Linked DNA regions of Homo sapiens: region 2 is linked to region 1. A link is an interaction called in ENCODE POLR2A ChIA-PET data of the cell type or tissue named here. Cell type or tissue: Caco-2. All regions are shown on one strand. Links, peaks and the distances in the headings refer to the core of each region. The heading gives the core; the rest is flanking DNA.

Region 1 (2,921 bases), core at 260-2,759:
CGGGAGGCTGAAGCATGAGAATCACTTGAGTCCAGGAGGCGGAGGTTACAGTGAGCTGAGATCACACCCCGCACTCCAGCCTAGGCAACAGAGTGAGACTTGGTCTCAAAAATAAATAAATAAATAAATAAATAAATAAATAAATAAATAAATAAATAAATAAGTTGGGGAGGGAAAGAAATGCAGAAAGGAGAAAAAAACAAACAAATAAAATGGTACAGGGGAGGCAATGGCCTGGAGGGCTCAGAGTGGGCAGGAAACAGGTCAGCAATATGGAGTTTTAAAATGCTGGCTGGGCGTGGTGGCTTATGCCTGTAATCCCAGCACTTTGGGAGGCCGAGGCAGGTGGATCACCTGAGGTAGGAGTTCAAGACCAGCCTGGCCAACATGGCAAAACCCTGTCTCTACTAAAAATACAAAAATTAGCTAGGCGTGTTGATGGGCGCCTACAGTTCCAACTACTCAGGAGGCTGAGGCAGGAGAATCACTTGAACCCGGGAGGAGGAGGTTGCAGTGAGCTGAGATCGCATTATTGCACTCCAGCCTGGGTGACAAGAGCGAAACTCCGTCTCAAAATAAATAATAAATAAACAAATAAATAAATATAAATAAAACGTGGCCAGACACGGTGGCTCACAACTGTAATCCCAGCGCTTTGGGAGGCCGAGGCTGGCAGATCACTTGAGGTCAGGAGTTCGAGAACAGCCTGGCCAACATTGTGAAACCCCATCTCTACTAAAATTACAAAAATTAGCCAGGCATGGTGGCACACGTCTGTAATCCCAGCTACTCGGGAGACTGAGGGAAGAGAATCGCTTGAACTCAGGAGGAGGAGGCTATAGTGGGCTGAGATCCCGCCACTGCACTCCAGCCTGGGCGACAGAGCGAGACTCTGTCTCAAAAAATAAAATAAAATAAAATAACAAAACGTTATGCTTTCTGGGAGGGAAAGCAGTCAGAGATTATGGAAAAGATTCTTGAGTCCTGAAATCTGATATTATAAAATTCAATTAGAACATAACCCCTCTCGGCCGGGCATGGTGGCTCACGCCTATAATCTCGGCACTTTGGGAGGCCAAGGGGAACGGATTGCCTGAGCTCAGGAATTCAAGACCATCCTGGGCAACATGGTGAAACCTCATGCCTACTAAAATACAAAAAATTAGTCAGGCATGGTGGCAGGCGCCTGTAGTCCCAGCTACTCGGGAGGCTGAAGCACAAGAATCTCTTGAGCCAGGGAGGCAGAGGTTGCAGTGAGCCAAGATCGTGCCACTGCACTTCAGCTTGGGCTACAGAGACTGTCTCAAAAAAAAAAAAAAAAAAAGAACATATCCCTATCCCTTCTCAAATCAACACACCCTTGTGTCTTCTGTCACATAGAGTGAAGCCAGAGTCTTCCCTTTACTTGTATGAAACCAGTCACAGCAGCCTTCCAATTGTTTTGTGTTAATCTTAAATCCTTTTAATTTCTACTGTAATGGATACCATAGTGCCCCATCTTCAGGACCCTGGCACTCTCTCTCCCCAGCAGTTGAGAATATCCAAAGTGTGTCCTTTCCAGGAGTGGTGCTTCACTGAGGACACAAAGGCCTGGGCCCCTTGCCTCATTTTGTCTTCTGAGGGGCTTCCCATCTCCGTCTCTCTTTGGGTGCATCTCACCAATGTTATTTCCCATGTAGCTCACTCCCTATCAACCTCCTGCAAGCAGATCTTCTCAGTCTGTTTCTGTGAACCCAGCTGAGAGACATACCTAATCACCTGATGCCTGAAAGATTCATACAGCTTTCGTAACTACTCTGTCTTCTCTCCAGTCTATCTCACACAATTATGTCATATCCATCTTCCCTGATTTTTAGCATGTTTCTGCTTAAAAATCTTCAGTGCCGGCCGGGCATGGTGGCTCATGCCTGTAATCCCAGCACTTTGGGAGGTCAGGGAGGGGGGGCGGTGGATCACGAGATCAGGAGTTCGAGACCAGCCTAACCAACATGGTGAAACCCCGTCTCTACTAAAAATACAAAAATTAGCCGGGCATGGTGGTGTGCACCTGTAATCACGCTACTCAGGAGGCTGAGGTAGGAGAACCGCTTGAACCCAGGAGGCGGAGGTTGCAGTGAGCCAAGATTATGCCACTGCACTCCAGCCTAGGCGACAGAGTGAGACTGTGTCTCAAACAAAACAAAACAAAACAAAACAAAACTTCAGTGCATCTGTAGTGCCTCCAAAAACAAAGTTTGTAGCCATTCAAAATCCTCTGCAGTCTGGCTCCAACCTGCTTTTCCAACATTCATTTCTTCTCTTTGCCCACTTGGGTCCTCTAAACCGACAATACTATTATTCACCTACCAGGGCATACTCTTTGCCAACTCTGTTTTTGTTCACACCATGCTGCCTCTTGCGTGGTTCACTCTTGCATGGAATTGTCTCCCTTCACTTATTATTATTTTGTTTTCCAGACGGCGTCTCGCTCTGTTGCCCAGGCTGGAGTACCGTGGCACAATCTTGGCTCACGGCAAGCTCTGCCTCCCAGGTTCAAGCAATTCTCCTGCCTCAGCCTCCCAAGTAGCTGGAATTACAGGTGTGTGCCACCATGCCTGTCTAATTTTGTATTTTTAGTAGAGATTGGGTTTCACTATGTTGGCCAGGCTGGTCTCGAACTCCTGATCTCAAGTGATCCTCCTGTAATCCCCTCCCAAAGTGCTGGGATTACAGGTGTGAGCCACCGTGACCGGCCTCTCCCTTCACTTATTAAAACTTTGAATGCCTGTTTCAGGACAGGCTATAGATTAGGTGCTGAGATTGAACTATTGGTTAATTCATTGACAATAATACTATTTTTGTCCTCAAAAAGCCTGTAGTCTAGTCAGTGAGAGAGATTGATACATGAATAGGTGACCATAATTCTTTGGCTTGGATAAAAT
Region 2 (2,921 bases), core at 129-2,628, 120 kb before region 1:
ATTTGTATGGGAGAAGAGTTTTGGATAACTGGATAATCTAGAACATTCTTTTATTTCAAACATTACTAAGAACGTTAAAATTGTTTATGCGCCTAAATCAATAGTTGAATCTTTCTTTGAAGGAAACATTGGATTCATCTAGGCCATTATGATAAATATAAATTACTGTTTTACAGTGATTGATGCATTGTATTGGACTAACTCTGTTCTGGACCCAGGATTCTTACCTGGACATAAACCCCCAAATGCTTGGCATTTTCCCAAAATAGGGTATGAAAAGGAAAAAAAATACTCATTCTGGTTGAGATTTTCACACTGTTGGCTAACTTGACTTCTGGAAGGTGTTACTAGGTATTGATCATTTATCATCTTCACTTGATTATTCATGAGATTGCAGTTGGCTCTCACTGTCCCAAAGAAATTTAATCATTTAAAACTAAGGATTATGGGTGATTCTTGTGTAAAAAAGAGCATCTGTTCTCCATTACTGCATACTGATATACTGATCCCTCTGTAACCTTGGCATGCTTCCTTAATATGGTGAATTCCTTGCTCTGAAAAGCTGAGGATCCTTTAGATATAAAGTTTATTGAAACAGCTTTTTTTTCCCTGCAAAGAGTGTGAGTTAATTAATTGAGCCTCAAATACTGAGCATTAATTTATTTAATGAGCACTGACATCCTGAGGTGTAAAAGACATTACATCTTGTTCCATTGCTTCAGCTTGTTAAGCAGCTTTTAGAAATGGTCATTTGCTTAAATACTAAGCCTTTTTTCAGGTTCATAAAATTAGTAACATGGAATTCACAAGCCTCCTTAATATTAGTTTCTTTTGAAAGACATTACAATAGTAATTTATTGTCACTGGCTTCTCAAAGTTTCAACCCTCTCAGGTTCCCTAAATGTTTCCACCTGGAAGGCTCTTAAACTTAGGTTTACCGTAGCTCTCATCAAATAGAAATGTTTCTCTAACTTGAGTGATGATCTGAAACAGATTTCCAAAGAGTCAGAGGACTTCATTGTGGAGCAATATAAACATCTCCGCCAGAGAGATGGTTCTGGAGTGACCAAGTCTTCATGGAGGATTACAGTGCGACAGCTTGAGAGCATGATTCGTCTCTCTGAAGCTATGGCTCGGATGCACTGCTGTGATGAGGTATCAGAGTCACTTTGATATGATGAGAGCAGAGATAAACAGATTTGTTGCATGTTTTTAATCTTTGGTATGGGACATACTAGAATTCACTGCAAATACATTTTTATGTAACTGTTGAATGCTCATACGACCATGGAATTCTTCCCTTTAAAGAGCTTGGTAAGCATTTGAGTGTAGTTGTTAGACGGAGACGATCACGTCATAGTTTATAGAGTGCATAAAGACGTAAGTTACCATTTAATACCTTTCATTCAGGAAAAATGTACTTAGACCCTACAATGTACTAGTAGGCCTCTGCGCTGGCAATACAGATAAGATAATGTAGCCCCTGGCCTCAAAGGAACTCTCCTCCTTAGGTTGCATTTGTATAATGTTTGATTTTTAGATTGTTCTTTGAGCCCTGCATTCCACGAGGATAGGTCAGTGGGTATTAACGAGGTAAAAGGGGAGTAGTACGAAAGGGCATTCAAGCGTCCCATCTTCGCTTCAACCAAAGCAGCCCTGCGTTTTCCTAGTTTTATTAATAGGTTTGATGTAAGGTCGTCTTTGAAAAGGGGGTTTGGCTTTTTTTTACAGTGTGACTGAGGTATAATTTATAAAAAGGGAAATGTATGGCATGGTGAGTTTTTTCACATACATCCTTGTGAATACCCAGCTCAAGATCCAAAACATTTCCATAATTTCAGAAAGTTCCAAACCCCTGCCTCTTTTCAGTCTTAGCCCTCTTCCCCTGAAGTAACCACTGTTCCGACTTCAATCACTACTTTTATCCCACAGGTTAATTTTTTGGCTTTTTTCCACTAAATTTTCAAATTCTTTGATATGGTACTTTACTATTGACGAAGTACTTTCACACTAGGTTATTTAATATTCTTTGATTCACCCAATATTTAGGGAACACCTGTAGGGGACAAAAAATGAATGAGAGCCCCTGCCTTCCATTGCTGCTAATCTGGTGGGAACGAGACATGTATTTAATTAAGCATGTAAAAAATAGAGTGGGTGATGAAATAATCTATATACTAAATCCCCATGACACACAGTTTACCTATGTAACAAACCTGCATGTGTACCCCCGAACCTAAAATATAAGTTGGAAATTAAAAAAAAACGAGAGGGAGAATAGAGCATCACAACCAGAGTGCTGAGATGAATTACTTTATTACCAAAGAAGGAGGAGGACTCAGGGAGGTGCCGACGTTTAAACCCAGTCACTGAAGGGTGTGCAGAATTTGGATAGGCAAGATACCCTGGGACAAGGTCATTCTAAAACCATGCTAACATTTGTACTTTTTTTTTCATTGTGATAGTTCCTGAAATGAGTTGCATAAAACTGGTACATGTCTTAGGGCAGTCTCTAATTGATTTTTATTTTGTTCTATTTTTAAAAATTAGTCTTCAAATAGCAGATTCACATGATATTAAAATATATGCACATAAATTATATACACAAATATATTTTCTGAATGAAATTTAGTATCTGCATATATTTAAGAGCTATTTCTGTCTCATATGTTCATAATCTTCATCCATTAAAAAAACTTTTGTTAGGCCTTTCTCACTCTAAGATTATAAAAAATTCTCCCATTATTTACCTAGCTAGTTTTCTAGTTGTTCCAAAACCATTTATTGAACAATCCATCTTTTTGACACTGGTTTGGCATGCCTTAATTATATATTCTTGTGTGTGTTAGGATCTCCTTTTGGACTTTCCATTCTGTTCATTGAGTCTTATCAGCTCCTCTTACATTGGTACCATGATGTTT

The links. Peaks named below come from ENCODE experiments on the same cell type or tissue, not always from the same donor. Only the 100,000 strongest peaks of a DNase experiment are listed, where the experiment ranks them.
Region 2: POLR2A ChIA-PET joins it to region 1 with 5 read pairs; 4 of 35 experiments call an interaction of 5 or more read pairs at or near these places.

Annotation. Positions count from the first base shown.
Region 1 is chr2:135,733,492-135,736,412 of GRCh38, reverse strand. No RefSeq gene overlaps it. Among named protein-coding and RNA genes, the nearest start is that of UBXN4, 6.9 kb to the left of the region's middle. In Caco-2, for the core only: no CTCF peak of the experiment used is centred there; no DNase peak of the experiment used is centred there.
Region 2 is chr2:135,849,636-135,852,556 of GRCh38, reverse strand. MCM6 (minichromosome maintenance complex component 6) reads left to right here. Exons shown (of 17, transcript NM_005915.6): 13 at 994-1,155. Among named protein-coding and RNA genes, the nearest start is that of LCT, 14 kb to the right of the region's middle. In Caco-2, for the core only: no CTCF peak of the experiment used is centred there; DNase peaks (open chromatin) are centred at 1,116 and 1,526.